Linked DNA regions of Homo sapiens: regions 1 and 3 are each linked to region 2. Evidence: read pairs that join two places in POLR2A ChIA-PET (ENCODE). Cell type or tissue: MCF 10A. All regions are shown on one strand.

Evidence for each region. Peaks named below come from ENCODE experiments on the same cell type or tissue, not always from the same donor. Only the 100,000 strongest peaks of a DNase experiment are listed, where the experiment ranks them.
Region 1: POLR2A ChIA-PET joins it to region 2 with 15 read pairs; 4 of 35 experiments call an interaction of 5 or more read pairs at or near these places.
Region 3: POLR2A ChIA-PET joins it to region 2 with 27 read pairs; 5 of 35 experiments call an interaction of 5 or more read pairs at or near these places.

The regions. Positions count from the first base shown.
Region 1 is chr2:55,835,510-55,843,509 of GRCh38, forward strand. The region is part of intron 2 of LOC112268416 (a long non-coding RNA gene); the gene reads left to right. Among named protein-coding and RNA genes, the nearest start is that of EFEMP1, 84 kb to the right of the region's middle. RefSeq lists enhancers at 1,038-1,814, 1,815-2,591. In MCF 10A, no CTCF peak of the experiment used is centred here; DNase peaks (open chromatin) are centred at 3,852, 4,162 and 7,822.
Region 2 is chr2:55,764,946-55,772,945 of GRCh38, forward strand. LOC107985811 (a long non-coding RNA gene) reads left to right here. Exons shown (of 3, transcript XR_001739192.2): 2 at 3,319-3,443; 3 at 7,909-8,000. Among named protein-coding and RNA genes, the nearest start is that of PNPT1, 75 kb to the left of the region's middle. In MCF 10A, a CTCF peak has its summit at 6,870; DNase peaks (open chromatin) are centred at 4,766 and 6,886.
Region 3 is chr2:55,954,211-55,962,210 of GRCh38, forward strand. The region is part of intron 3 of LOC105374690 (a long non-coding RNA gene); the gene reads left to right. Among named protein-coding and RNA genes, the nearest start is that of MIR217, 25 kb to the right of the region's middle. In MCF 10A, a CTCF peak has its summit at 7,295 (motif pointing left); DNase peaks (open chromatin) are centred at 651, 3,151, 4,301 and 7,271.

The sequences.
Region 1 (8,000 bases), 71 kb after region 2:
AGCCCATTTACATTTAAGGTTAATATTGTTATATGTGAATTTGATCCTGTCATTATGATGTTAGCTGGTTATTTTGCTCGTTAGTTGATGCAGTTTCTTCCTAGCGTCGATGGTCTTTACAATTTGGCATGTTTTTGCAGTGGCCAGTACTGGTTGTTCCTTTCCGTGTTTAGTGCTCCCTTCAGGAGCTCTTTTAGGGCAGGCCTGGTGGTGACAAAATCTCTCAGTATTTGCTTGTCTGTAAAGTATTTTATTTCTCCTTCACTTATGAAGCTTAGTTTGGCTGGATATGAAATTCTGGGTTGAAAATTCTTTTCTTTAAGAATGTTGAATATTGGCCCCCACTCTCTTCTGGCTTGTAGGGTTTCTGCTGAGAGATCTGCTGTTAGTCTAATGGGCTTCCCTTTGTGGGTAACCCGACCTTTGTCTCTGGCTGCCCTTAACATTTTTTCCTCATTTCAACCTTGGTGAATCTGACAATTATGTGTCTTGAGGTTGCTCTTGTCAAGGAGTATCTTTATGGTGTTCTCTGTGTTTCCCAAATTTGAATGTTGGCCTGCCTTGCTAGGCTGGGGAAGTTCTCCTGGATAATATCCTGAAGAGTGTTTTCCAACTTGGTTCCATTATCCCCGTCACTTTCTGGTACACCAATCAAATGTAGATTTGGTCTTTTCACATAGTCCCATATTTCTTGGAGGCATTGTTCATTTTTATTACTCTTTTTTCTCTAGTCTTGTCTTCCTGCTTTATTTCATTAATTTGATCTTCAATCACTGATATCCTTTCTTTCATTTGATCAAATTGGCTATTGAAGCTTGTGCATGCATCATGAAGTTCTCATGCCATGGTTTTCAGCTCCATCAGGCCATTTAAGGTCTTCTCTATACAATTTATTGTAGTTTGCCATTTGTGTAACTTTTTTCAAGGTTTTTAGCTTCCTTGTGATGGGTTAGAACATGCTCCTTTAGCTTGGAGAAGTTTGTTATTACCGACCTTCTGAAGCCTACTTCTGTCAACTCCTCAACATCATTCTCCGTCCAGCTTTGTTCCATTGCTGGCGAGGAGCTGTGATCCTTTGGAGGAGAAGAGGTGCTCTAGTTTTTACAATTTTCAGCTTTTCTGCTCTGGTTTCTCCCCATCCTTGTGGTTTTATCTAACTTTAGTCTTTGATGTTGGCGACCTACAGATGGGTTTTTGGTGTGTTATGTCCTTTTGGTTGATGTTGATGCTATTCCTTTCTGTTTGTTAGTTTTCCTTCTAACAGTCAGGTCCCTCAGCTGCAGGTCTGTTGGAATTTGCTGGAGGTCCACTCCAGACCCTGTTTTCCTGGGTATCACCAGCAGAGGCTGCAGAACAGCAAGTATTGCAGAACAGCACATATTGCTGCCTGATCCTTCCTCTGGAAGCTTTGTCCCAGAGGGGCACCCACCTTTATGAGGTGTTTGTCCTCCCCTACTGGGAGGTGTCTCCCAGTTAGGCTACAAGGGGTTCAGGGACCCACTTGACGAGGCAGTCTGTCCATTCTGAGAGCTCAAACAGCATGCTGGGAGACCACTGCTCTGTTCAGAGCTGTCAGACAGGGTCGTTTAAGTCTGCGGAAGTTTCTGCTGCCTTTTGTTCAGTTACGTCCTGCCCATAGAGGTGGAGTCTATAGAGGAGTAGGCCTTGCTGAGCTGTGGTGGGCTCCTCCCAGTTTGAGCTTTCCGGCTACTTTGTTTACCTACTCAAGCCTCAGCAATGGCAGACGCCCCTCCCCCCGCCAGGCTGCAGCCTCGCAGGTCAATCTTAGACTGCTGCACTAGCAGTGAGCAAGGCTCTGTGGGTGTGGGACCCACCAAACTAGGCACGGGAGAGAATCTCCTGCTCTGCCAGTTGCTAAGACCATGGGAAAAGCGTAATATTTGGGTGGGAGTGTCCCTTTTTTCCAGGTACTGTCTGTCACAGCTTCCCTTGGCTAGGAAAGAGAAATCCCCCCAACCCCTTGCACTTCCTGGGTGAGGCAACACCCTGCCCTGCTTTGCCTTGCCCTCTGTGGGCTGCACCCACTGTCAAAACAACTCCAATGAGATGAACCAGGTACCTCAGTTGGAAATGCAGAAATCACCTATCTTCTGCATCGATCACGCTGGCAGCTGCAGACCAGAGCTGTTCCTATTTGGCCATCTTGGAATGGACCCGGCTATTATTATTATTGTTTTTTATTGTACCACTGCACTCCAGCGGTACAATCTTGGCTCACTGCAACCTCCTCCTCCTGGACTCAAGTAATCCTCTCACCTCAGTCTCCCAAGTAGCTGGGACTACAGGTGCATGCCCACCACACCTGGGTAATTTTAGTATTTCTTATAGAAGCTGGGTTTGGCCATGTTGCCCAGGCTGCTCTTGAACTCCTGGGCTCAAGCGATCCACCCACTTCAGCCTTCCAAAGTGTTGGGATTAAAGGCGTGAGCTACCATGCCTGGCCTAGAATGGCTACTATTAAAAAGTAAAAAAATAATATGGTAGGGAGATGGCAGAGAAAGAATGCTTATACACTGCTGGTGGAAATGTAAAGTAGTTCAGCCATTGTGGAAAACAGTGTGGTGATTTTTCAAAGAACTTAAAATAGAATTACCATTCATCCCAGCAATCCCATTATTGGGTATATACCCAAAGGAATGTAAATTATTCTACCATAAAGACACATGCACACATATGTTCATGGCAGCACTATTTACAATAGCAAGGCCATGAAATCAACCTAAATGCCCATCAAATGATAGACTGGATAAAGAAAATGTGGTACACCATGGAATACTATGCAGCCATAAAAAAGAATGAGATCATGTCTTTGCAGCAACATGGATGGAGCTGGGGGCTATTATCCTAAGCAAACTAATGCAGAAACAGAATATCAAATACTGCACGTTACAGAAACTGGGGCCTACTTGAGGAGGGAGGGTGGAAGGAGGGAGAGGATTAAAAAAAACTACCTATTTGGCACTATGCTTATTACCTGGATAATGAAATAATCTGTATACCAAACCCTGGTGACACATAATTTACCTATATAACAAACCTGCCTATGTACCTCTGAACCTAAAATAAATGTTTTTTTAAACAAGATTGTAAAGTGTAGCATGCAGTTATATTGCGATCGAGTTCTAATATTATAGGTATTAAAAACAGAGGAAACACAGAGAGTAAAACTAATTCTGAGAAGACGCTTATAATTATGTGATCTTGGTAAAACTCATGTCTCAGCTTGTTAAGTTAAAAAAAAATGATGTAAAATGCTGGCATTGGACTAAATCCTAATTTCCTTCCTGGGTGTCAGATTTAGCTGACTCTTTCTCCTGCCTGAAGTGCTCTCCTTATACAGCTTGTTCCACTTTTATGATGCTATTCATCCTTGAGCAATTGTGGGATAGATCAGTGTGAAGTGTATCATTTGTTTTTAACCTGCTCTGGTTGTCAGTGGAAACCACAATATAAGGGGTAAAGACACCCAGAATTGAAGTGTGCAATATTATACACAACATTAATATGAAAGCAGTGCCAAAATGGCAAAATGAGGTGGTGAAAAGAGGCGACCACCCAGAATCCTGCAGTACTTAGTGTTAATAGATATTTACAAACTTACTAACTTGAAATTCCTTTAGGCATCATATTCCAGATTGAAGCTGCTGGGAATTCCTACCCTTATTAATTTTTATCTCCTCTACTCTGTCCTCCCTACATTTATAAAAAGCTACTGCTCAAAGGGTTATTTGTTAGTGGTGTCGAGTGTCTCCACCATTGAGGACTCGCCGTATTTAAAGTACTCTACTGGTGTTGAGTAAATATTTGCCAATGTTCTAAATGCCAGGGCCTCTTGACAACTCAACAGGAATGTTGCTTAGGCAGGAATGGGGGAAGGGCAGAATATTTCCTATCCCTGCAGCTGTGCAGCAAATTTTGGAGGACTGGGCTTAATGCCTCCAAAAAAATGTACCGCATTACTACCACCTTGATTGTTGTTACTGTGTTGGTGACCACATCTCCCTCAGGCTGCCTTAAAATATTGTCTTTCATGTTGACACTTTGGAGGAGATCAAGAATTCTCTTCTGCTTTGGATTTCGATAAGTGTTTGAAAAAGGAATCATGAAAACGTAGGTCTGCAAGGGTATGACAAAGCAAGCTGTCGACCTCACAATGAGGGCTCAGCAAGTTGCTTCATGTTTTCTATTCATAGCCTCCTCCTCTCTGTCAGCTCTTTTGAAGTACTCATAAAGCAAAATAGGCTCATTAAATATGAGGGGGTAAATGAAGTTGGCAGTTGCACCTAGTTCAAAAAGCCTTTCCTTTTTAGATGTTTACGCTCCAGAAAAAAACAAAACAAAACAAAAAACTCAGAAGATGAATGCCTGCTATCAGTGGCTATTCATGGCCTCCCTTTTGGGTAAGTGATGTCAGCCAGGCTTTGGAAGATGTGGGTATTTTGTTCCAGATCTAGCACTAAACTGGTCCACAAAATTAATGTCACAATGAAAAGCCAGGAAAGTCTTGTTTACCATTTCATTTACTAAGTTTGCATATAAGGATAAAGACTATTTAGAGTTCCTTTCTAAACAGTAAAGGAAATTTCTTCATCACTCTTCCCACATGGGCAGCGGCTTGTCCTATGTGTACCCTCTTGCTGGCAGGGACAGGCAATGGTTCTGCCCTGTGGATCAGCTCTTCCAACCCTTAGATTCTGTTCTTTGATGAACCTTTTCCTGCACATTTGGCTCCTTTTCTGAACCTACAGCATCTACATTTTAATGAGCTGAAGGGGATGCCAAGATGCATAAGAGATGGTCTTAACCCTCAAGATCTTACTGTCAGTAAATGAGGTAACGTGATGATGTTCACTAAACTGCCATATGCAAATGTGAGGTAACTTGAGCAGATCCTTGAAAGATGGAAAATGTTTCTTTGGTTTCTGGTTGTGGGAAAGGACATCCCAAACCAAGGGTATAGTTTGAGCAAAGGCACAGTGGCTTTTCTAATCAGTGGACACTCTTTTTAGTCCTTATTCTATTTGGCCTGAGTAATATTTGATGCTGTTGTCCACTTGCTTCATCTTGAAGTTATTCTCTTGGCTTCAGACACCACATTCTGCTGTGTTTACTTCCGCTTTTCTGATGGCTCTTGTCAATCTCATCTCCAGGTTTCTATGAGTGTATATATATACTGATGATGCCTTGCCTATGTCTCTAGCCAGGCTGCCCTCTTGAAGTTCAGACCTATATAGCTAACTTTCTGCTGTGCACATTCATATACACAGCTCTTACTTAAATGCCTTAAGTTCTGCATGTTCAAAACCAAACCCATTATCTTTCTCCCCAAATCTGCATCTTCCTCAGTTTCCTATCTTAGTGAATAATGTACACCCAGTTATTCAATTCAGAACCATGGTATAATCTTGACTCCTCCCTCCCCAACACCTTCCATGTAAAGAACCACTAGATCTTTTATATTTTATTTTGTTTTATATCTCTGTATGTGTCCAGGTCTTTCCATCTCTATTGCTACCTTTTTGGGTCAGCTCACCATCATCTTTTGCTTGGATGACTGCAGTAGCCATTTCCCTTCAACTTTCCCTCCAGGTAATTCTTTCTCTACGTTGTAGCCAAAGGAATCTTTCTAAGGCACAAATACGATCATTGTGTTTTCTTTCCTTACAACCCTCTAATATCTTCCCTTTGCTCTAAGGATAGTGTCCAGGTCCCCAATAAGGCTTCTTGTCTTTCTCATTCTGGACCTGCTGACCTCTCTTGCCTCATCTCTTGCCACCACTCCTCAAGCTCCCTGAGCTTCAGACATTTTGAAGTGCACCTGCAGTTCACTCACATACCAGGCAGGTTTTCCTATCTCTCAGACTCCGTGCACGCTCTTCCCTATCTAGCACACTCTTTTCCCTTGCTCTTTCTCTGGTGTTAGCTGGGAAGTCACTGCTTCTACTGTATCCTACTGGCCTGTTTACTTGTCTATATTCATTTAGGCCAATACTCCTTATAGAGTCTGGAACATTCTAGATAATCGGTAGACACTTTTTGGATGAATGAGTGAGTGTTAATGCATGAGATGGCTTAAAGGAATGGCAGATCACCCAGACTGACTGGAGTGGAGGATATACAAAAGACAAGAGTGGAAGATATGAAAGAAAGGTGGTTGGGTGTCTTACACTGGGTTTCCTGAGCACAAACTGTGAGATGAAGATTCCAGTGCAGGCAATTTATTGGGGAGTGCTCTTGGGATTAACTCCTGTGAGAGAGTGAGGGAGTGAGAGGGGCAGGATATGGCAGAAGGTGAAGTTGAACTGAAATGAAATTGCAACAGGGCTGTCAGCTGATCCCATGTGGTAATTAGAAGCTGGCATAACCTCACAAAGTTCTGAATTGAGGCAAGGGGCTGGGGCTGTGTATCTTCACAGCAATCAGTCATTGAATGTGGGCTACCTCTGGGGAGGGGGCGAACTCAGGACAAACTGCTCCTTTGCCAAAGGCGATTTCTGGCAAGGGGTTCAACTATGACCTGGCAGAAGCCAACATTGCTGGTATCTAGGGGAATGATTATCCTGGTAGAGGAGGATCTGGGTGGCATTACCACATCCACTACACTGGGCCCACTTCAGGCCAGATTGAGGAAGTTTTGCTTTATTTGGTAGGCCTTGGGATGCCATTGGAGATGTTTACACAGATAAATCATGTGAGTCAGAGCTGTATTTGAGAAGATTAGTCTAGTTGTATGCTCAGATTGGATTGGAGGTGGTGGATAAACTGCAGATAGAGAGGCCATTGGGAGACTATTGAAATAGTCCAGATGAAGAAATAAAGGCCTGAACAGGGGTGTTGGCAGCAGAAATGGAAAAAGCGGTGGTTGCAAGAGATATGTTAATGCTAAAATTCCCAGGCCCTGGTGACTAATTGAATATGGGGAATATGGAAAAATCAAAGGTGATTTCATAATTTTGAGCCTAGCTGAAATGTATGAATGATGGTTCTGGCAGTAGATATTTAAGAAGGATATAGGTTTGGTGTAGATTTGTTGAATTTGCAGTATGACTGCCACCCAAGTAGAAGTGGCTTACAGGTGGCTGGGCAGTTTCTTGGGAGGGCAAAATACACATACATAAAAAGTTCTATGATGATATGAAGATGTTCATGTAGCAGTATTAGCATCAAATTTGTGTAAAAGAAGTTAATGCTACAAGAGGCCAGAGAAGACAGAAATCACTGTAGCCAAGAAGTGTTCATGGAGGAGGTTGCCTTTGAATGGGGTCTAGGTGCAGGTGTTAGATTTATGATGAGGAAGAAGAGATAGGGAGGGCAGGATGATGACATTCTGAGTGGAGCCAATGGTTTGAGCAGAGACAGAGAGGTAGAAATTCATACTGCATATTTAGAATACCATGAGAAGATCAGTTTGATTGGAACATAGGATTCATTTAAGGAAAGTTTGGTTTAAAAAGTTGAACAATTGATTGCGGAGAAACTTGAATGACAGGCTAAGTGATAGGGAGCATAAAGGAGTTTAGGTGATTTTTTGGTAAAACTTTGCCTCTGTTTCTGAAGTTTGATCCTTTCATCTGCCTGGATGTGGGTCTTCAGAACCCACAGAACTAGAACTCTCCACTCGAGAGACACTTGTGCTTGTGATACAGAAGGCTACTGGTCACTGAGAGTCTTTTTCATGGAGATTGTGTGACGGCACATTGGAGGAAATTCCAGCTGCATGTGTTTCTGAGGCTTTTACATCCACAGTCTTTGCTTAGCTTTCATGAGGCACAAAGAATGTGTGGCCTAATTGGTGAGCTGGTTTACTGGCTCACCCTGAAAAGTAAACATTGTGTATCTGTAAGTGGAAATTCAGTATGTGTAATCTAGCTGCCTAGTCACGCCTGCCCCAAACGCTGTTGAAAACTTTGACCAAGGACTATAAAACTGTCAAGATCTGGGGCCCAAGCTTGCTTTCACACCAAATAATTCATTACTGA
Region 2 (8,000 bases):
ATATCAACATTGGTCAACTGAGAGCCATGAACCATAGATAACCACTCGTTAGTGATAGTGATCAGTACAGACAGCCACTTTGAGTTAGTGTGTGTGTGTTTTTAAATGGGGCTTATGTTTTAAATGCCTCACGAACTTTCAAAGGGGCACTGAGAGAGTTATATCTTTAAATGCTATCGGATAGTGGCACAGTAGCCTTAAAGATGATAGGAATAGGATAAATTTGTTAATTTCACTGCTTGGCAATTAGGTTAACCATAGTTACCCTAATTTTCCCTTCATCTTCATGGTTATAACAAATGTTTTATGTAAAGGGACAGATAGTAAATATTTAGGCTTTCTGGGTCACTTAAGATCTCTGTCACATATTGTCATTTTTTTTTTCCTCCTTCTTCTCTTTCTCTTATTTGTCCTCCTTGTCCTCAATTCTTTAAAAACCATCCTTAGCTTGGAGACAGTACAAAGGCAGGATATAGGCCACTTTTGGCTCAGGGGCCAATAGATTTCTAACTCCTAGGCTATATCATAGTTGTTTCTTTTTTAAACACTTCACTATTAATGGAAAGTTAGGTTGTTCACATTTTTCACTGTTTCAAGAAATGCTGTAGTTAAACTCCTACTACTTGTGTTTTTGTGGATATATGCTGAATTAGTCCATTTTCATGCTGCTCATAAAGACATACCTGAGACTCAGTAATTTACAAAAGAAAGAGGTTTCATGGACTTACATTTCCACATGGCTGGGGAGGCCTTACAATCATGGCAAAAGGCAAGGAGGAGCAAGTCACATCTTATGTGGATGGCAGCAGGCAAAGAGAGAGCTTATGCAGGGAAACTCTTGTTTTTAAAACCATCAGATCTTATGAGACTCATTCACTATCATGAGAACAGCGCAGGAAGGACCCACCCCCATAATCCAGTCACCTCCCGCTGGGCTCCTCCCATGACATGTGGGAATTGTGGGAGTTACAATTCAAGATGAGATTTGGGTGTGGACACAGCCAAACCATGTCATATGCTAATAGAATCCTAGAATTGTAATAAATGGTTAAAGGGTATTTGTATTTATATTGAGATGGATATTGCCAAAATAACCTTTGCAAAGTTTGTACCATTTATATGTCCACAGATAAGAGTGTGAGAGTGCTATTCCCTACACCCTTGTAAAAACTTGATATTATCAAACTTTTGAATTTCCACCCATCTGATGAATAAAAATTAGTACTTCACCTAAAAAAATTGTATTTTCCTCATTCTTAGCAATGTCAGGAATCTTTTCATGTGTTTATCAGGCATTTAAATGTATTTCCTGTGAATTTCCTGTTCACTAGTTTTTTGTCCTTTTCCTATTAACTTGGAGAGTTCTCATTAATTCTTTATTTTACATGCTGTAAAACTTCCAAGTCTGTCAGTTGTCTTTTAACTCTGCTTAGAAATTTCATATTTTTATTTTATACAAATGAATGATCCTTTACTTTGTGACTTCTGGGGATGTTGTGTCTTGCTTTGGATGTGTCATTATCAGATGAGAAATATGTATTTATGATAGGATATTTGACAAAATTCCTATCAGGATTTGATGTAAGGAAAACATCAGTTTCTTTCAAACAACTTCTATGCTTTTTTGTCTTGGTTGTTAGGAAACTCAGTTAAATTGATGATTAAAGTTTGATAACTATCTTACTTTTTAAGCAATGCAACGGATAACACACATTGTCAGTGTTAAACGGTGGTTACAAACCTGAAAACCAAGACTGGGGATAAGCTGGGCACTATGAAAAGCTAACTTCCAAATCAAAATCTATGGCATAGAAATATGACATCAGGAGACCCTAAATATGAATGGATCAGCTTTGAGAATTTGAGTTTGTGACAAACTTGATCAGCAGTACAAGGGCGTTGGTGGGAAGCAAGGCCTGGAAATAAGGATGGATGCATGAAATCTAGGGCAGTCTGTAGCCATATGTCCTGAACCTGTGAGCTCACAACTTCTCCAGGCTCACAATCCTTTATCCACAATTCAGAAACCCAAAAAGCTCTAAAAACCCAGGCTTAAAAAAAATTTTTGTTGTCAAAATCTGACCTAAATGGTTGTGAGACCACTTAAAGTCTTTATTCTACTTAGTTTTAAAATTCACACATTTTGTGGTATAAATAACAATGTGATTGATTTTACATTGTTGCTCCTGGCCTTACTGGAGGGTATTGTGTAATATATGGTATATGTATCTCTTAACCTTTCTGGAATAAAAAAGTTGTAAATTCTGAAACATATCTGCTCTCAAGGGTTTTTCCTAAGAAATTGTAGACTTGTAATAAATATCTTACCTGAAGGCCCAGGCACAAATAGTTCCCTTCTTGCCTCTTTATGGTTTCTGATTTGACTTTCTAACATTATTTTTAATGATTCTGATGCATATGCATTTTTAGTATGAGCTCTCAATTTTTTTGGCAATAGAGGTCCCCTAAAAGGATCCACACTAATCCTTGCCCTTATGTAGTACCATCCTATATTAAGTCAGAGCTGCTCTGTGTGCCCATATAGAATATGGACAGATGTGAAGATGTTAGACTTTGGAGGCTAGGTTATAAAAGGCATTTCAGCTTCTCCCTTGATCTCTTGAATCTCTCTGCTTCTGGGGGAAGCCAGCTGCTATGTGGTGAAGACACACAGAGCTGCAAGGAGAGGCCCAAAAGGAGAGGAGCAAATTTGCCAGCCACATGAGCAAGACATCTCAAAGTGGATCCTTCAGCCCCAATCAAGCCTTCAGATGATTGTAGTCCTTACATACACCTTGACTGCAAAGTTATGAGACACCCTGAGTCACAACTGCCCAACTAAGCCTCCCCCATATACATGAGCCCCAGAAATTATGAGAATAATATATGACTATTATCCTTTTAGACACTAAGCTTTTAGGTGATTTGTTATGCAGAAATAGATAACTAAAACACTGAGTAATAACTAATAAATAATGGATTAATTAAAAAGTCTACAGTTTGGAAACTGTTTTCTATGGAGCCCCAAAACTAATAGATTTAGTGTGTTATTTAATTTCGGAATTTTATTTCCTGCATAATTTGCATATTGACTTAATCTGGTATTTTATGTATTTAATATTTTGCCCCTTTTTCCCCCTTCTCTGTCTCATAGAACTGCTGTTATAGTCAAATTTTTATAAAACCTCTTCTTTTGGGACTGTTCTGATTAGGGTTCAGAAATAGTTTTGTATTGACTACTCATTACTGTGTAACAAGCTACCCCAACACTCAGTGTTTTAAGACAATGACAATTTACTGTATCTCATGACTCTGCAGATTGACTGGGCAGTTCTTCTACTGGTCTTGCTCAGATTCCCTCACAGAGCTGGTTCTACTGGAGCTGGAGAGTCTAAGATGGTCTCACCATCATGTTTGGGACCTTGACAGGGATGATTGCAAAGGTAGGACCTCCTTCTTCACAGAGTCTTTCCTTGGCATTTAACCCCAAGATTTTTTCCATGGTGGCTGGGTCCTAACAGAGCAAAGGTAGAAGCTCTAAGGAGTCTTGAGGTCGAAGGTCTGGAACTTTCACAGTGTCACCTCTATTACATTCTAAAGGTCAAAGCAAGTTACAAAGCCAGCCCAGATTCAAAGGGATGAGGAAAAAGTCTCACCTTTTCATCAGAGAAACAGCAATGTCACATTGAAAAAGGGGCACAGGCACAGGGAGAAGTGATTCATTGAGGCACATTATTATAATGATAAACCACAAGCTTTATTAAGAGAGACATAAATCCTAAATTAAGATTCTGGTAGCTTGAATTCCTCAACACAGGGCCAGAAGATTCACAATGATTAAATTCATCAAACACACACATATTGAGAATCTACTATGTGCTGGCTCTAGAAAAACAAATTATATAATTCCTTGCTTGAAGCAAGAAACATACTTATTCCCCTAGTTTCTTTAAATGCAGTTCATTAGGATCAGAAAATGAGGGTTCTACATCAACAAAGCAACAGATATTTCTGGAGTGCTTTCTGTGCTTAGAATTCTACTATTTATGCCTGAGGTACTTTGCTAGGAGATGAATGTGGCAGCTTCTGAGAGATACTGATGCTCTCTGCAGATGTGTCTGTGGATCACACACGCTTGGCCATAACATCTGCCCTCAGGGTGTTTGATAGGGCATTGGAGTCCCGTTGGGCTCCACCTGCCTTTCCTCTTACACATTTTCCCATATGGCAAAGATGCCAGAAGTGAACTCTCATGGCTTAAAATAATTGGAGTAGGTGTCAGAGGGAGGTTATGGAATTGTCTGCCTGTACTTTATGAATAGAACAAAGTGTTGAGCATTAGATTACAGAGACCTGAGTAAGACATAAGTCATTAAATCATAGAGCTGAGAGAAAAAATGCAAGTTGTCTGGCCATCCCTCTCATTTAAATGATAAGAAAATTGAGACTCAGGGACATTAAATGACATTAAAATATCTATTTAGCAGCAGTCCTGAAACTACAACCTAGGAATTATGATTTGCTCTATGGTGTTATTTCAACTAGTTCTTACCATCTTAAAGTCTTATCTTCTCAAAGAAGAGAAATATCTAAGCCTCACTGAGATTTAACTTAGTATGTGCCAAGCAGTGTGCTAAACTTGGAGTTTCTCAAAGAATCCTCAACCAGAGGAGTGGGTGTTGTTAGTATTCCTACTTACAGGGAAGGAGAGCTTTAGTAACTTTCCCAAACTGCCAATAATAATTTCAGAGGCAAGTTTTCACCTAGGTGTTCTTACTCAAGAGTGTGCTCTGAATCATTGTGCCAGTCCTACTCTACGCATGAGGGTGATAACACTGAAGAACCCAGAGGAGGCTGGGAGCCTGCTGAGGTTCCCTGTAAAGTTTTCAGGTTCCAAGTGGGGAGCGCTAGAGAGAGGGGACATGCACCCCTGGGGGCAGAACACAGCCTGGCTCATGGTAGAAGCTTAGGCTGGGTTTATTGAGTGAATGTTCAAATACCCCAGCTTACTGATGGACCAACAAGTCAGTAGAGTATGGATTATGAATAGAATCTTTTCTTTCTTTTCGTCTTTCTTTCTTTTCTTTCTTTCTTTTTTTCTTCCTTCCCTCCCTCCCTTCCTCCTCTCTCTCTTTCTTTCCCTCCCTCCCTTCCTTCTCTCTTTCTTTCTTCCTTTCCCTCCCTCCCTCCTTCCTTCCTTCCTTCCTTCCTTTTTCTCTTTCTTTCTTTCTTTCTTTCTTTCTTTCTTTCTTTCTTTCCTTCTCTCTCTCTCTTTCTTTTTCCCTCCCTCCCTCCCTCCCTCCCTTCTCCCTTCCTTCCTTCCTTTTTTTCTCTCTTTCTTTCTTCCTCCCAGGCTGGAGTGCAGTGGTGCAATCTCGACTCACTACAATCTCTGCCTCCTGGGTTCAAGTGATTCTCCTGCCTCAGCCTCCCAAGTAGCTGGGGTTACAGGCACCCACCACCATGACCGACTATGAATAGAATTTTTCTTTTACACTGACAGATATTGCTGATAACAATCTTGTCCTAAATGCATTAAAATCCAGCCATTCTATGGCACACATAATAGATCCTTTTTTCATAGTCTACTTCAGAAATAATTAGATTTGTGAGCCATTCATTCATTCATTCGTTTCATTCAAGAAATATTTTTGAACATGAGTTATGTGCAAGAAGACATTGTACTAGGCACTGAGCCACTTCAGGGCTACCTTAGAGGCTGTTTCTACTTTCCTTGTAGCTCGGATTGTGTCATCCTATTTAAAATGGCTCCTGGTGCTTTCTTCTTTTCCTTTCTTGAGGTGACAAGATTTGCACATTCTTATTTAAGTTCACAGCACAAGTAAAATTAGAAAGTCATATGTCTCACATGATTTTAGATCTGGCATTTTTTTAAGGGGATCCCAGAAGGAAGGAGCATAAATCTGTCCTTGGCCAATTTGAATTCAAAATACTTGTTTTATTAGAGGCTAACTGATGTAACAAAGCCACGGATATATAATGGCTAACACATAAAATAAGTTTATTTCTTGTTCACATACAATTCTATATGGGTTTTTCTGGTAGAGAGGTGAATCTCCTCCAAGTGATAACTGGGACACCCAGTTCCTCTCAAAGTTGTCACACATGTCCACATCAAGCAGCAGAAGGAGGAAGAGCATGGACGGTCATACATGTGAAGTTTTTATGGGCTTGACATGGAAGTGGCATACATGTTTCTAATTACATTCCTTTGGGGAGAACTCAATCACATTGTCAGAGTCTAATTGTGAGGGAGCCTGGAAAATGTACACCACCATATTCCCAGAAAAGAGGCAATCGTTTGATGAACAGCTGGCCAGTATCTGTCAAAGTGTTTATATACAACACCACACACACACACACACACACACACACGGGATCCTGTGAATTACAATATTTATTTGAAAAGAAGAGAAAGGACTGTAAAATCTTTGAGCTTATTTCACTTCTGTCTTAATACACTAACCCACTTTTAACCTACCCATTTCTTTGAATTTCACGTACTTAGAAATTTAAGTTTTTCATTTCATAAAATTAAAAAATTACATTAGCAGGTTTCTTTTGAAATCACGTTCAGACTTTTTGTCTTATAAATGAGAAATGAGGTCAGAGAGGTTAAAATAATTTGCCTAAGATCCCACGATTGATAAAGCTAAGACTTCCAGAGGTTTCTTGATTTTTTCCTTTATCTTAATTTGAAATAATATCAATAACATATGCTCAAACCGTTGTTACCTGTTTTATATTTAAACCTTACACAAAACAATTTTTTCAAATTCATTTTGTAGAAAGTCTGCTGCGAATATTTTTTTTTTCATGGCTAAAGAAGTTCTTACTATAACCTTTAGATGGCACAAGTTAGCTAATCCAAGGCTTTTTTGTAGCTACAGTAATTATAGGAGGTTAAAGAAAAGTTTATGGAAAACTGGAGCACTGAATAATAATTTAGATAAAGTAGGGATGTAATCAGCAAAATTTCCTTGCATTTAGAATCATTATTCTGAATGAGATTTTATATACAAGAGGCAAATGTTTAGAAGATTTTTCGGAGGTCCTCTAATTGTGCCAATGTCAGGAATAATTAGAAATAAATTACTCTTGGGATAGATTTTTGGGTACAAATTGGAATTGGAGAAGCTTTTCCAAAGTGGATAGAATATAAGTCTGGGAGATAGGAGGCCTCTGTTTTCCACAAGTCCCCAAATACACAGGACAAGTTCTCTCTCCGCTGGCTTATGCATGCTACTTATTGCAGCTCCTCATTTGCTAATTATTTATCTCACCTGGGTGTTCTGAAGACCTATATGACAATGACTGAAAAGCTTTTTATGTACCTCTGTAGGACAGGGCTACAGCACAATACTGTGCGCTTATTAGGGCTACAGGAATTGTTTGTAGAATTGAATTCTCCCACTTGATTTTCTTTTTCTCATTCCTGTGCCTTGGAGGAATGCGAAAAAGTAAATCCTAGGTGTTAATGAAAAATGGTATTTACCCAGTGCCTCTTATGTTGCCCCGCCCTCTTATAGATGGTGTGAGGAAATCTGCTGTTTCCTGAAATGTGGTTCGGTTCTGAAGACAATAATTAGCTAAGGAAAAAAAATCATACACAGAAGAGGCAATATAAAACCAAAACACTGAGTGATTGTATGCACAGTTAGTGCTTTTGTTGTGAGCATGAGCAAACAGTTGTCATATACACCAAAGAAAGCAAAAATGCATTGAATTGAGGAAGGAGATAGTAAGTGTTCCTTTGGTATTCACTTAGAATGTGCTCTTTGTCCTCACTGTGTCTAATTTTCAAATTTCTATGATTAATGAGTGTTGGAATCTGAATTAGAGTTTGAATATGCTAACTTCCTTTTTCCTGACAATGCCTGTTTCCAGGTTTATGTAACAATGCGAAGGAGGCAAAGCAAATCGATGGTGTTCCTTGGCTGTGCATGGTAGGTCCTTTCTTTTTTTTTTTTTTTTAATTT
Region 3 (8,000 bases), 190 kb after region 2:
CAGAATAAGAAAACATTCTTAATTGCTTAATTTTAAGCAGAAAAACAATTCCAACAGAGAGAGAATAGTTTTCTTTATGGAGATACGATATTCACGTATCCTTATGGAAAATATCTTCCCAAGGGCATGTACAGATGAACATTTTCTGATATGCTTGTTATCTGCTGGCCACATGAAGTGACTCTTTAGCAAAGCTTACATGAGAGATTTGTGTATTGCCCTAATGTAGGCATGTGTAGCCTGTGGTGTGTAGGATTGGCTCAGAACATTAATTAAATTCTTCCTGCTATTTTATACAGAATGTACTGTCAGTTTATAGTGTCTGTAGAGTTCTTTCAAAGAGTCTAAGATCTACCATTTTATAGCAAACAGTCCATGTCAAGTCTGATTTCTGAATCACTTTCTCATAATTCACTGCGTTTCTGGTTAGTGATACTTGAAGAAAAGTTAGAGAAAAGATAGGTGCTTGATAATACATAACTGGTATGTTCTGTATTCCCAGGTTTTTGAAAAATCAAACCAGTGGTGATATGCTAAAAGCTAAATTTTGTAAAATGTTAAACATTCATGAAAGAAAAGCTAGGTTTCCTGCCAGCCTTGCGGTCAGCAGCAGTACTCTGGCCTGATTACTTAAGCCGATGTTTTTCCTAAATCAGTCATGAATCAGTAATTATCAAGTTTTGCAATACTAGGCAATTCTCTTGAGAACAGCAAATGATTTGTAATGTTAAGTTGATAGCTTTTTTAAAAAAAAAAACGAAATAATTTGGCTGCTCTTGATGGGTTTCCCTGGGCACTGGGCAGACCCCTATTGATTTAATGGGCTTTGTCTGTGGAAGCTTGGTAGATTTATCTTTCTTACACGATCAAATAGCACATATTTGTTTTCTTTCTCCACAAAAATAAGAATGCTGCTGGTGTGTAGTATATTGGTTTCGCTTCTATTCATTTGGCTTAACTACTTAAACCACAGTTTAGTCACAAAATGGAAAAAAATGAGAAGTCATAGAAACAAAATCAAAAATCAAGATTTTTTGCTTTATTTAGTTTCTTCCAGCATGTTTTGGAATGACCTGCTGGTAACTGTTTTCTTCTCCTATAACATGTTCTCTTTTGTGTATGGGGATTATAGATCCTAGAGTTGGATCTATAAGGGACTTATAGGGACTTTGTGAAAAAATTTTAATTCAGTCCCCTGATTTTTGAAGCCCATGGGAGTTTAAAACCTGTATCAGTTACAGAGCCCAGAATTGGTTTAATAGGGATCCAAACATGGGCTGTTTTTCTTACACAGTGGCATCGTTTCAGAGACAGGATACCCGGAGCTCAGCGAATGACATTGTTTGCAATTTGCTTTGAGGTACTGCGTGATGCTGGGATTTTTTTTTTTTTCAGTATACTTTAAGTTTTAGGGTACTTGTGCACAATGTGCAGGTTCGTTACATATGTATACATGTGCCATGTTGGTGTGCTGCACCCATTAACTCGTCATTTAACATTAGGTATGTCTCCTAATGCTATCCCTCCCCCCTCCCCCCATTCCACAACAGGCCCTGGTGTGTGATGTTCCCCTTCCTGTGTCCGTGTGTTCTCATGGTTCAGTTCCCACCTATGAGTGAGACCATTTTTTGTCCTTGCGATAGTTTGCTGAGAATGATGGTTTCCAGCTTCATCCATGTCCCTACAAAGGACGTGAACTCATCATTTTTTATGGCTGCATAGTATTCCATGGTGTATATGTGTCACATTTTCTTAATCCAGTCTATCATTTTTGGACATTTGGGTTGGTTCCAAGTCTTTGCTATTGTGAATAGTGCTGCAATAAACATACGTGTGCATGTGTCTTTATAGCAGCATGTTTTATAATCCTTTGGGTATATACCCAGTAATGGGATGGCTGGGTCAAATGGTATTTCTAGTTCTAGATCCCTGAGGAATCGCCACACTGACTTCCACAATGGTTGAACTAGTTTACAGTCCCACCAACAGTGTAAAAGTGTTCCTATTTCTCCACATCCTCTCCAGCACCTGTGGTTTCCTGATTTTTTAATGATCACCATTCTAACTGGTGTGAGATGGTATCTCATTGTGGTTTTGATTTGCATTTCTCTGATGGCCAGTGATGATGAGCATTTTTTCATGTGTCTTTTGGTTGCATAAATGTCTTCTTTTGAGAAATGTCTGTTCATATCCTTCACCCACTTTTTGATGGGATTGTTTGTTTTTTTCTAGGCAATACCTTTCAGGACATAGGCATGGGTAAGGACTTCATGTCTAAAACACCAAAAGCAATGGCAACAAAAGCCAAAATTGACAAATAGGATCTAATTAAACTAAAGAGCTTCTGCACAGCAAAAGAAACTACCATCAGAGTGAACAGGCAACCTACAGAATGGGAGAAAATTTTTGCCATCTACTCATCTGACAAAGGGCTAATATCCAGAATCAACAATGAACTCAAACAAATTTACAAGATGCCAGGATTTTAAACAACCAGTTTCTTGGTTGTCCGGGTCCCCTCAGGCTGTTACTCCTCTTCTGCATTCACCATCTCAGTCCTGTATACTTTACTCAGGAGACCTGTATAACTGTCTTGTCTATCTCCTGCTTGTTTACTTTTGGAGGCACTCTTCTTGGGCACATCTTTGACAACAGCTTTGCTTGGAGTTTCCCAAGAATCTGGATGTGCTAACATTCATGAGGGACCCTCAGGGGTCAGCATTGGAAGAGCCTTTCAAAATACTCTAGAATCCTACACATCTTGTCTTCAAGGGGCTTTTTTTTTTAGTTCTTTAGTTAGGACTTCATAATGGAGTGCCCTTGTCTAATAACTATGACCTTTTTTGAGCACTAATGAGTTTTGGCATTCTGAAGCTCTCCCCAGATACTGACTAGCACCCTGGGAGTTTGGTCAGGTTCTTGGTAGAAGTTCGACCTTCCCATTCTCTGTTTCCTCACCACCATTCAGAATAGGCTCTGGTACCCTGAATAAGCCTAACCCATGGCTAATCTTCAACATTGAAAACCTTGCAGTGTGGGTTCCCAGGTTTTATTGTGTTATCAAGGGGGAGCTGCAGAAATTCACACAATCACAGGACTGGAAGGGAGCCTACTGGTCATTGAATGCTTGCATCACCCCTACCAAATCACTGCCAAGTAATTATCTAGCTTGACGGGAAACTTATTACCTCCCAAGGCGGTTCATTTTAATTCAGACAGCTTCAACTGGTGGGAAATGCTTTTTCATACCTATTCAGTTTGATGTGTTTCTTGTATTGAGTAAACCAGAATTCCTATTAATTAAACTCCCCATAGTCTTTCCAGAGTTGACTTAACCTGTTACTTTTGGGAGGAAAACTTATTTACATTTATGGAACTTGGTGGATCCTGCCTTGTGAAATTCAGAATGCAGTCTTACATAATCAACAGACTTTTAGTGGGCATTTAATGTAAAACACTTTTTCAACTAAATTGAATTATTCTCTCCAGAAAGCAGTGATGGCTAGGACAGTAGTGCTTATAGAATGTGTCATTATTTTGGCAGCTACTGCCTTGGACTCTCAGTTATTTTATATGCACGGGTCTTGCCTGCATAGCCTGTTGCCTGTTTTGTTTGTTTGTTTGTTTGTTTTAAAAAGAGTCTCACTCTGACACCCAAGCTGGAGTGCAATGGCATGATCTCAGCTCTCTGCAACCTCTGCCTCCTGGGTTCAAGTGGTTCTCCCACCTCAGCCTCCTGAGTAGCTGGGCCTACAGGTGTGTGCCACCACATCTGGCTAATTTTTGGATTTTTAGTAGAGATGGGGTTTCACTATGTTGGCCGAGCTGCTCTCAAACTCCTGACCTCGTGATCCACCCGCCTCGGCCTCCCAAAGTGCTGGGATTACAAGTGTGAGCCACTGCACCTGGCCTAGCATAGCCTGTTGTTAAGCTCCTTGGAGTGTGGACCTGTCTTGTATGTGCAGTCCCCAAAAGGCCTTACTCATGACCTTGCATTCACAAGATCAGTTAGTGAAAGAAAGTGAAAGTGCAAGAATTGTTCCTCCTGACACTGAACTGCTTTTCTTGTTTGCCCAAGGTGATGAGTGGTGGTAGTGGCAGTGGGTACATATGTGTTGGCATAAGCCCAGGGCCAACTCTCTTTTATTGAGGGTTTTAGAGCTAATCTCCCAACAGAAACAAGTATTCCCAGGCTGGCCTACAAAAACCTATCCCATTTCTGTTTCTGACATAAGCCTGCAGCACTGGCGGAGCTACAGTTGGGGTTAAATTGACACTTGGGTGTTGGTCTGGCAACCTGACAACCACATACCAGGAACACCCTTCTCCACTCATCTGCCTGGTGCATGCTTCCTCATTCTTTAGGCCTCAGTGGAATGTCTCTTTGTGGAACCTTCCTGATCCGCCCAGGCAGAGGGCTCACCTCTTCTTTCTTGTTCTCACCGTACTGCGGATAGTCCTCTATTTTTCCAAATGCTGCCTTGCATATGTATCATTTCTATCACTGTCTCCTTTGTTCTTCTGTGAACTTCTGGAGGAACAAGGTTGTGTCTCACTTTCTCTTCTCCTGTGCCAAGAACTGTGCAAAGTAAGAAGATACTCAGTGAATGTGTTTGAAGGAATGACTACTGAAGTGTATGAGTTGTTGGTGTAGAGACATGCATTCCCAAGTGCTAGAGAATCTATTTGCAAGCATATTTTTGAAAGATAACATTTTTTGAAGTTGAATATTACTTGCACTGCTTTGTGTGCTGTCAGGGTTCTGCCATGGTAGCCAAGACTAAACAGCATCTTTCCAGTTAACCCAGTGAGGGTCCTGTGGTATGGCTAAGCCACGAGCTGGAACAGGAACCAAGTGAGGCAGGCCCTGAGGATATAGACCTGTTTTAGACCCTGAGAGAGAACAGTTGGCAAATAGAAGGTGGTATCCACTGGGTATGACAAGCAAGCATGGATCAGAAAAGCAGCTGGCTTTACAGAGTCTAATGGAATAAGTGAGAAGTCCTAAAGGTGGATGAATGTGGCAGTAGGAATCGAGGAAGATATCTTGTACTTCTGATGCTCTCAGGTGTAGGCTACTGATGGTCAGCCAGCATCAGGGAAGGCTGCCAGGAGTGAAGAGGTAGGGGATTAAAGGACGTACTGACAAGGACCTGGCAGAGCTCTAAACCAAGAGGGACACTGGTGTAAAGTCTTTTTGTCATTAATTTAGCAAATATTTATACCTACTGTGAAAATGCTTTCAAGAGGAGGCGAATTCTTGATCTGATTATCAGAAGGAGAAGAAAGAAGATGCCCAGTTACCAGCATTGAGGCATATGATCAGGGCTGGACTAACTAAGTACGGTGACATGATGTGAATTCCTCGTTACGGCGATAGAGCTCCCTTAGTGTCTTTTGTTTCCACTTAGGATTCATCCTAGAGGCAGGATGGGGCAGAGCTTCTGGGGTCAAATAAACCCAACAGCGGCAAGAAGAAGGCCTAGGGGTTAGAGTACCAAGAAGGGCCTGACAAACCATCACTTGACTGATAGAACTGGATCCAGCCTAGAATTGTTCATTAAACCATTAAATTGTTGACTGGCCACACCAAATGGTGGCATTACATAGCACAGTACAGGCAACATTGATTTTAATAACATCTTCTACTTGAAAAATAGTCCATACTTACCAAAATACTTTCACATTTCACTGGATTCCAAAGTTCTTTGATATAAACAGGGTGTTATATCCATTATTTTTTAGAGGACATCAAAGCACTAACAATTTAGATGGATGGTTTAACTCCTAGTTAGCTAGTGGCAGAGGCAGAACTAGAACCATGGGCTCCTTATTGATAGGTCACTACTCTTTCCTTTATCCCACTGCTTTGCTTGTGTGATGCTGTGACAACTTTTGGAGGCCACTTTTGCTGAGAATTCAGTCCAGGTCTGATTGACTTCTGGGAAACAGGACCTGCTGAGTCTAAGCATTCAAGAGTATACACTCAGCCATAATCATGAGCCCACGTATTGTTTCAGATACTTGCTTTAGGAAATATGCTTCAGTTCTGATAGTGGGCTATTATCTCTTTTTAGGAGGTCTCCTTAAATGTACTGAAGTAAATTAGCAATGCTAGAGATTTTAAAATATCAGTTTCTAGTAAAAATGCTTCAATTTTTGTGAATTTACCATGTTGCTGCATTATTGAGCTCCTCTGATGTGTCAGGCACTATTGTAAGATTTGAAGACATGGCAATAAACAAAATAGAAAAAATTCTGTCTTCGTCATAGGGCTTTTATTCTAGTTGGGGAGGGGTTATTTGTGAAGGAGACTAACAAAAACCAAGTAAAATATAAAGTATGTCAAATGTTGATAAGAGAAAAAATACAACAGGGAATGAGGACAGGATATGTGGGGATTGGGGGGACAGGGGTTGCAATTTTAAATAAGATGGTTAAGGGAAAGGCTTCACGGTAAATGTGAAGGAAATACATCGCTATGTACATCTTCAAAATCTACAAACATCAATAGTAAATTTCCAAACTACTTATATATAATTACTAGTGAAAAAACAAAAAAAATTAATGGGTATATACACACAGCCACACCTACACACAGATGCATGCACATATATACATATAAAATCTAGCACTTACTTTTCAAATTAACTCCCCACTCTTTATGCACCTAACAGATGAACTAAGTTTGAATTTATGTTTTTGTGCAACTATAAGAATATGGAATGTAGCTATTACTAATCTCTGCTTTTTTATTTGCAGACCTCCCACCGTTTAGCTCAGTGATAAAATTCCACAATAAATTTTGACTTGAAAGATTTTAGGATATCATGAAAATGGGAATGACGAATGAAGGCTGAGATGAGGCAAATATTTGGCAAATCCCGTGAAGCACTTAGAGCAAGCTTTATTAAGTGTGGTGGAATCAGATAATCATTACTGTTTTTATTTTTATCTGGGGTCAAACTTAATTAAAATAAAACATTTTCTGTGGGTTTTCTAATTAGCCTAACAATTTATTGGTCTCCAAAGATCTTTGTAGATGGTAACTTTGGCACAGAGTTCTAAAGCAGAGGACTCTGTAGATCTGGAAAGAAGTTGGAAAATAATTTCTTTAAAAACAAAACAAAAACCGTCCCAGGAAACACCATGAGAGAATGTTTTGTGACATATTGGGAATTCAGTTGAAAGGTATTATTAGGGAGTCTATGGCAAGCTGAGTCCCCAAATGCCCAGTTGATCGTAGTTCAGAACCCCAAAGACCTAGCAGGAAATGTTGTAGCTGCCCTCTTGTGGTCAAATGGAAAGTTTTGCCTCTTTGTCTTAATACTCATAAGAAACAATGATACATTTTTTCCCTGGAGTTATTCATTTAATAATCTAAGAGTAATGAAACATTTAACATTTTCAGATGGGCTCAAAAAAAAACACCTTCCCCCCAAAGCAAGATTCAGCAGATCAGTCAATACATATGTTTTAGTGGAACAAAACTCCTGGCTATTGGTAAATTATAATAAAATTGTGGTCCCTTCCACCACACCCCAAGTAAAGTCATCTGAGGCTTTTAAAGGAAATACCTAAGTCTACAAATACTTTCTGGTGGAGTTGGTGGGGGCTAACTGCAGAGGAATATGGAGGAAATAATATCGGGAAGTGCTTTGGTGCTTGTCAGCTGGGTGATCAAGGCTCAGTCACTTCACCCAAGAGCTTAGACTTTAGTTTTCTCACATGTAAAATGGGACTGTTCAAAGGCAACTTCTAATACCACTTTTAGCTCTGAAACGCTATAAATATGTGACCAGATGGACAAAACAAACGGCTTTTTGGTCTCTGGGATTTCTTTCCTTTCTGTCCGTGTGGCTTTATGATTAGTGAACCAAAAAGTTGTGAGGGGAATTGCGTGATGAAGCCTTTGAAAATTGCAGGGCTACAGGGAGATTAGTAGAACTGCCCCCAATGGTCTTGTGAGAATTTTTCAGTTTATTCATACAAGTATTGAA